Regions from separate parts of the Homo sapiens genome. Here all the other regions are linked to region 3. Evidence: read pairs that join two places in POLR2A ChIA-PET (ENCODE). Cell type or tissue: PC-9. All regions are shown on one strand.

Region 1 (2,500 bases), 1.2 Mb after region 3:
CCCAGCTACTCTGGAGGCTGAGGCAGGAGAATCTCTTGACCCCAGAGGCGGAAGTTGCAGTGAGCCAAGATGATCGCGCCCCTGTACTCCAGCCTGAGTGATAGAGCGAGACTCCGTCTCACAAAAAAAAAAAAGTTAGATGGTGTGTTATTGGGTGATATGCGCTATGGAAAGAAAAGTGGAGGCAGGGAAGTGGCCTCAGGAGTGGGAAGGGCAGGGCAGACTGCAGAATAGATAAGGTTGCCAGGGTGAGTCTTATGGAGAAGGTGAGAGTCAAACCACGATTTGAAGGAGATGAGATGTCAGCCTTGTGGAAACCTTGGGGAGAATTCTAGGCAGAGAGATCAGTTATAGCAAGGGCCCAGAGGCACGACTGTGTCTGACAGATTCCAGCACGGAGGGCAGTGTGGCTGGGCTTAGTGAGTGAGGGGGGCGGAAGAAAAGAGGAGTTCCGAGAGAAATGGGGAGCAGACAGGACAGGACCATGAGGTGTTGTCCAGACGTTGGCTATTATTTATTTATTTATTTATTTATTTATTTATTTATTTATTTAAGACAGCGGAGTCTCAACTTTGTTGCCAGGCTGGAGTGCAGTGGTACGATCTCAGCTCACTGCAACCTCCGCCTCCCGGGTTCAAGAGATTCTCCTGCCTCAGCCTCCGGAGTAGCTGGGATTACAGGCCGGTGCCACCACACCCAGCTAATTTTTTGTATTTTTAGTAGAGAGGGAGTTTCACCATGTTAGCTAGGATGGTCTCAATCTCTTGACCTCATGATCCTCCTGCCTCAGCCTCCCAAAGTGCTGGGATTACAGGAGTGAGCCACGGCGCCCGGCCCAGACGGCTTTACTCTGAGTGAGATTGGGAGCCACTGCGGTCTTTGCTGAAAAGGAAGGAAGTGATTTGACTTTTTTTTTTTTTTAAGCAAAAATGAAAAATCCTAATTTCTAGGCTCGGCTGAGTCAGAGGCAGGTGGAACACCTGAGGTCAGGAGTTCAACACCAGCCTGGCCAACATGGTGAAACCCTGTCTCTACTAAAGATACAAAAACTAGCTGGGCGTGGTGGCACATGCCTGTAATCCCAGCTACTCTGGAGGCTGAGGCAGGAGACTCGCTTGAACCCGGGAGGCGGAGGTTGCAGTGAGCCGAGATCACGCCACTGCACTCCAACCTGGGCAACAAGAGCGAAACTCTGTCTTAAAAACAAACAAACAAACAAAAATCACTGTGCATTTATTTCCCCACCACTGGCTACAGAAAGCCTAGCAATACTCCCAAAGGTCAGGAACCAGCAGCAGAGGTGGGGCCACTTCCTCCTCTCTAAGCCTCCTCTGATGTTAGGGACAATCAGCCAGCGTGAAGAGCTTGGTTTCTGCTCCTCAGGAAATGCCAGGGAGGGCGCTGGTCTAAGCCACGGGATGGTTTTCAACAGGGCAGAGCCTCTGCTCAGGGTTTCGAACGGGGATAGGAAGAACTTTCACTTTCATGGGTCGAAAAAATATAGTAAAGTAAAAAGGTTTGAAGATACATCTCAGTAACTTTTTTCTCTTTTTGAGACAGAGTCTTGCTCTGTCGCCCGGGCTGGAGTACAGTGGTGCAGTCCTGGCTCACTGCAACCTCCGCCTCCCAGGTTCAAGTGATTTTCCTGCATCAGCCTCCTGAGTAGCTGGAATTACAGGCACACACCACCACGCCCAGCTGATTTTTGTATTTTTAGTAGAGACGGGGTTTCACTGTGTTGGCCAGGCTGTTCTTGAACTCCTGACCTCAAGTGATCCCCCTGCCTCGGCCTTGCAAAGTGCTGGGATTACAGGCATGAGCCACAAGGCCCAGCCCATCTCAGTGACTTTTGACATATGCATTCACCTGGGTAATCACCACCCAGGACAAGATGTAAAATATTTCCAGGGGCTTCTGTTGTCCTCATTGTTGTGGGCACACTGCTGTAGTTCCCGTGGGCCTCAGGACCAGGCCACAGTGAGTGTCCCCCAGCCCCCAACACTGTGCACACACCATCTCCTGTCCCCCACCCTCTGCAAGGCAGGGGACACCAAGCCCATCTTACAGGCAAAGAAATGGAAGCTCAGAGAGAAGTGACACCACCATCACCGTCACCCCCAACAGCCACAATGGCAGCTTCCATTGGCCAAGGGCAGCTTCAGGGAAATTCTTGGCCAAAGATCAGAGATTTTGTCCTCCTTGGCAGGCCTTGGCTTAGCAGGTTCATTTCAGTAGACAGTGACGAAAAGATTCCTATCTTGAGATCATGTCCATCAGTTATACGAATTCCCCTACACAGTCTCTCCCCTATTTTCGGCTCAGGGTAGCGGGAGGTGATCGTCTGCTCTTTGCCCCAAGCTGGTTTTCCCAGCCTCTGCTTTCTATCTTGTTATTTCAGAAGACCAGTCAGGGAAGAGCCACTCTCCCTAGTCCAAGGAGGACAACCAAAGGGCCCCTCCTGGGCTGTGTCTGGTCCACGATTCTGGGGGTGGTACAGCCA
Region 2 (2,500 bases), 780 kb before region 3:
TTGAACTGAACCCAAGATCAAGCATATATGTAAAACACTGTGGGGAGGAGGTATAAAGAGAAGTTTGAGTAGAGAATTTGTAGCACCATGGTTAAAACACGAGCTCCGAGCGGGCTGACCTGTGTGAGTTCCAGCCCCACCACTTACTAGAAATGTGTCTTCGTGTCTCCCACTAAGCCACATGGAGTTAATACAAGCCATAGAGGATGCAGGGTACACCTATGCTAAGCCCTCCTTTGCTGAGAACTGGACCCACAAGTGTAGCCTCTAGCAGTTGTGTTTGTACCATGTAACCCTGTTGTGAGCCCGATTCTGTCACTGTTCGGGGCGCCACTATGTAACCCGCACCGACCTAGGGCGACTGAACAAAGGGGGCGAACACGGAAATAAAAGGCAAGAGACAAAAGAGTATATTTGGAAGAAGGGGTCAGGGGGCACCTTGCCTCTAGTGGACAAGAGCTCTGAGCTTTACACAGCCCTCTGTATTTATTAGGCAAAAGAGGTAGTGAGAACTGGGGTGGAAGAAGGGGTCAGCTGCTTGGCCCAGAGTAGGCTTGTAAGACTGCATTCCTCGAACAACAGGCTCTAGATGTCGCAGTAGATAGCCTTGGCCCCAGGGAGTGATTGCCTCCAGGAAACCTTCTGTCTGCAAGAGCAGTCGTGAGCTTGTTCACATCTTGCATTCATGATAAACAGTTTGCTGTTTGATCATATAGACTCCAGTGGAATGCTGAGTTGGTCACGCGTCCCTCAGGCCTTCAGCTTCCTACATAACCCCACCCACCTGGCCAGACCCAACTGGGCCAGGGGTGGACCACTGACCCCAGCTGGGCCAATCAGCTCCTCTCTCCTGGAACTTGGGTTTGGATTGAGCATCCTTAGCGGGTCTGGTCTCACGGCTGAGCTGGGGAAGGAAGTGGCCTCGGGATGTGTGGGAAAGTGAGTGATTGTTACGTGCAGTTCAGTTGCTGGCGAGGTATTGAATTTCCTGCCCTTTGGTTCTACCTATGAGACATTCTTTTTTTTTACCAATAGATTCCCCTTTGCCAACATTAAGTAGGTATCTACAACACGTGACCAAACAAACACTCTCTTATCTAGACCCCGCCCTCCCAGGATTCATGTCAGGATTGAGGCAGTGACTGAGCAGTGCCCAGCCACAGGCAGCCCTCAGGAAGCATCAGCCCTCATTCCCATGACTCCTGTTAGTAATGGTTTCACCTCCTCCTCTGATCTACAATGGTGATGTAATGAAGCAATACTCTCTGTCCACAGGGAACGGACAGTGGTGTCTGGGAGTTCAGGCAGGTGCCTGCTAACAGATCCCACCAATCCAAGCTGAGGTGGGCCCCTGGCCACCAGCCTCACTCTGGCTGTTTTCTACCCGAGTCTCGTGGAGTTCCTGTTGTCTGAATAGCTGAGTGTTGTCTGCAAACGCAAGAAGAGGATGTGGCGCTTTTGCAAGGGGCCCCCATCTAAAATAGTCTCTGTGAGCAGGCTCAGAGCCACCTAACTATTTCTTCCATCTTCCACCATGGAGTCTGGAGAGCTGCTAGGGTAGAGTGGTCACCTGGCTCACCCCATCCTTCCCTGGAATGTTGGGAGAAGGCCTGACAGCACCCACCCGAGTGTTGACTGAGCCCCTTCCCTCTGCTGGAGTTGGTGCTGCCGCAGTACAAGAGCCCGGCATGACCCCTTGTCTTAATAGGGCTTTATTTTCTGTTATCTTACAATTTATTTTGTTTTCAGACACAGGTCTCACTCTATTGCCCAGGCTGGAGTGCAGTAGCTATTCATAGGTGTGATCATAGCACCCTACAGGCTTGAACTCCTAGGCTCAAGTGATTCTCTTGCTTCAGCTTCCTGAGATGCTAGGCTGTTCCACAGCCTCTGCTCCCAAGTTTTCTCACAATTGGCACAATTCCTAGGCTGGCCAAGTCACATATTCTACCCCATTCCTGCAGTCATTGGCCTGGGGATAGACGTGTGACTCAAACTGAGCTAATTAGACTCTGCCATGGGGCTCTCTTTGAAACAATGAGGAAAGAGATCCTCTTTGTCCATTGGGGTTGTTAAGCAGGCAGGTGACAGGCCCAGGACTGCTGGTGCCCAGCTTCACCCTTTGCTACCTTGTAGAGAAAGATGACCTGAGAAGGGAACCAACATAGAGGACCAATGGCCTTGTTCCAGAGCCTGGGTTAGCTGCATTTGGACCTAATTGTACACCTGGTTTACTAATTATGATCTTCAAAAAATGCCCTTCTTGCTGTAAGCAATAGCAGAGCTAGGTTTCTGAGAGTGAAATCAAGTTTCCTAATCAGTACAGGAGGATGGCCCTGTTGGGGCGTGTCAGGGAAGCATTCTCCATAGAAGTGACAGTGAAACTAAGAAGCAAAAGATGACTGGGACCAGCCAAGTGGAGAGGAGGGGAGGGAACATTCTAGACAGCAGGAGCAGCTCATGAGAAGGTTCCAAGTCAGCCAGAACTGGGCTTTGGGAA
Region 3 (2,500 bases):
TGAAGTGAGCACACGCTGTTGGAAAAATGGCACCGATAGACATGCTTGACACAGAGTTGCCACAAACCTTCAACTTGTAAAAATCACACAATAAAATGAGATGTGTGTGTACTGGACCATGTGTGAATGTCAGGTTTCATTCTCTTGGGCATATACTTGGGAGCGGAATTGCTGGGTCAAATGGTAACTCTGAAAGAGTTATGGAGTCTTGCTCCATTGCCCAGGCTGGAGTGCAGTGATGCGATCTCGGCTCACTGCAACCTCCACCTCCTAGGCTTGAGCGATTCTCCTGCCTCAGCCTCCTGAGTAGCTGGGATTACAGGCGCTCACCACCATGCCCAGCTATTTTTTGTATTTTTAGTAGAGACGGGGCTTCACCATGTTGGTCAGGCTGGTCTATGAACTCCTGACGTCAGGTGATCCGCCTGCTTCGACTTCCCAAAGTGCTGGGATTACAGGTGTGAGCCACCGTGCCCGGCCTAGGCCCATCTGTGCACTTCCTTGTAAAATCCAGTTTTAGCAAAGAACCCTGCTAAATCAGTGTGGTCAGAACCCCTAAACTGGATATCCGATCAGGCTCCTCATCCTCCACCATCCCCGAGGTGATCTGATCCCCTGGCCCATCAGCAAGAATCCTGCTGGGCTGGTTTAGGCAGAATCCTCCTTTCCTCTAATGTTTCCTCGTGGGGATTTTTCACTCGCTGACCCCCCGCCCCCCCGCCCCGCACCCTGCTCCTCGGCTATTAATCTCCACTTGTCCAGGCTGTGTTTGGAGTTGAGCCCAATCCCCCAAGCCTCAGGCTCCCTTGCCATGGTCCTTGATGATTCTGAATAAAGTTTTCCTAACCATGTCTCCTAACAAGTGCCATTGAATCATTTTTTTTTCTTTAATAGAGTGAGCTAAGAATGGTGTTCGCATTTTTAAAGGGTTGTAAAAAGGAAATCAAAGATGCATATGCAGAGTCTAAAACATTTACTGTCTGGTTCTTGACAGTTTTCCGACTATCATGGTGGAGCTCTCCAGCCTTGGGGAGGGGAGTGGTGAGGTTTGGGGCATGAGACACCGCACGCCGCAGGGGCACAATCTCCCACGGCCCTTGCCCTAGGCCTGGGTGCTGGCCGAGGGACGCACTGCCAGGCTGCTCACAGCCCAGCCCCTGCCTGGGTCCCCAAGTGCCAGACGTCAGTTCTCCGTGGCTCCCATCCCAGGAGGAGGTGAAAAATGTGACACCTATAAGTGGGACATTAAAGTTTAATGGGGGCTGATGCATATTTAATGGGGCTTAACAAAGCATCCTTAAAGACATCCCAGACAGCCCCCCGGGGCGGGGGCATGCTGCCGCGAAAGCTGCCCTGCCCACTGCAGCCGGTGCTCCCTCATCTGTCTGGTGGCGTCCCTAGGAAAACTTGGCATTCCAAGCTCTTGCCAGAGCCAAGTGTGGGCCTGCGGTCTCCGAGGGAGCTGCCCTTTCATTATTAATATTATGAGAATGTCTGACGGGCCACGTGAGTCACAGGGATGTGACTCAGTCTGCCTGCCCCATTCCAGGAAGCCTCTGTTGGACAGAATGGGAGGCCTGCCCCCTCCTCCCTCAGTCCCTCTGTTCCCCAACCTATGTCAGGAGCCACAGCTGGAGTGGAAGGTCAGATGGGGACATCCTGGGAGTGGGGGTGCACAGAGATGGGATAAGATGGGTCCCTGTCATTGACTCCAAAATAACTGCCTGAGACTCGGAGATCCCGCATTCTTTGAATCAGGGCATCTTGGAAGGGCTGCCGTGGACACACCTGAGTCCAGAGGTCCAGGCCTGCTGGCTGTGAGCTCTGACACAGCAACAGGAACTGCATGGCCGTTGTTTCACTGCTCCCCCACCCCCATTGACATGACCTTGGGACCACAGCCTACTCTCAGCTCACCCCTGATATTTCTGGGGTCTCCAAGTGTTTCTCATAAGGAGCCCGCCAGTCCTTATTGATGTCTTCACAGGCCGTGAAGCAGAGGAAGCTTTTCCTCTCATGCTTCATCTTGGCCTGGTGAAGGATGGCGGTGACCTAGAATTCTCAAGTGGCAGGTCCCCAAGACTCAGCCCCATGCCTTGTCCTGGTCTCAGCACTGACCCATTCATCCTCAGTTACCTGTGATGTATAGACTATGCACAGTGCATCCCTGTAGGCTGTCCCTACAACACAATCTGACCCTACAGCACAACCTGTCCCTACAGCACAACCTGTCCCTACAGCACACCCTGTACCTGTAGCCTCTACTTGCAGCACAGCCTGTCCCTGTAGCCTGTACCTGCTGCACAACTTGTCCCCATAGCTTGTACCTGCAGCACAACCTGTCCCTGCAGCCCAGCCTTTGCCTGTAGCCCAGCCATACTGTATTTCACTTCTGGGTGTCTTACTTCCTCCTCAACTTCCCCCATGGGGTGTTCCAGGGCTCCCCCACAGCTCAATACATCCAATATGGAGCTTCAGATCTACCCCAAACGCCTGGTCC

The links. Peaks named below come from ENCODE experiments on the same cell type or tissue, not always from the same donor. Only the 100,000 strongest peaks of a DNase experiment are listed, where the experiment ranks them.
Region 1: POLR2A ChIA-PET joins it to region 3 with 13 read pairs; 1 of 35 experiments calls an interaction of 5 or more read pairs at or near these places.
Region 2: POLR2A ChIA-PET joins it to region 3 with 7 read pairs; 1 of 35 experiments calls an interaction of 5 or more read pairs at or near these places.

The regions. Positions count from the first base shown.
Region 1 is chr9:129,756,075-129,758,574 of GRCh38, reverse strand. No RefSeq gene overlaps it. Among named protein-coding and RNA genes, the nearest start is that of PTGES, 4.3 kb to the right of the region's middle. In PC-9, no CTCF peak of the experiment used is centred here; a DNase peak (open chromatin) is centred at 1,364.
Region 2 is chr9:131,743,167-131,745,666 of GRCh38, reverse strand. No RefSeq gene overlaps it. Among named protein-coding and RNA genes, the nearest start is that of RAPGEF1, 4.3 kb to the right of the region's middle. RefSeq lists an enhancer at 1,293-1,352. In PC-9, a CTCF peak has its summit at 439; DNase peaks (open chromatin) are centred at 656 and 996; H3K4me3 peaks cover 324 bases; H3K27ac peaks cover 2,015 bases.
Region 3 is chr9:130,961,757-130,964,256 of GRCh38, reverse strand. No RefSeq gene overlaps it. Among named protein-coding and RNA genes, the nearest start is that of FIBCD1-AS1, 23 kb to the right of the region's middle. RefSeq lists enhancers at 607-1,193, 1,194-1,781. In PC-9, no CTCF peak of the experiment used is centred here; a DNase peak (open chromatin) is centred at 1,476.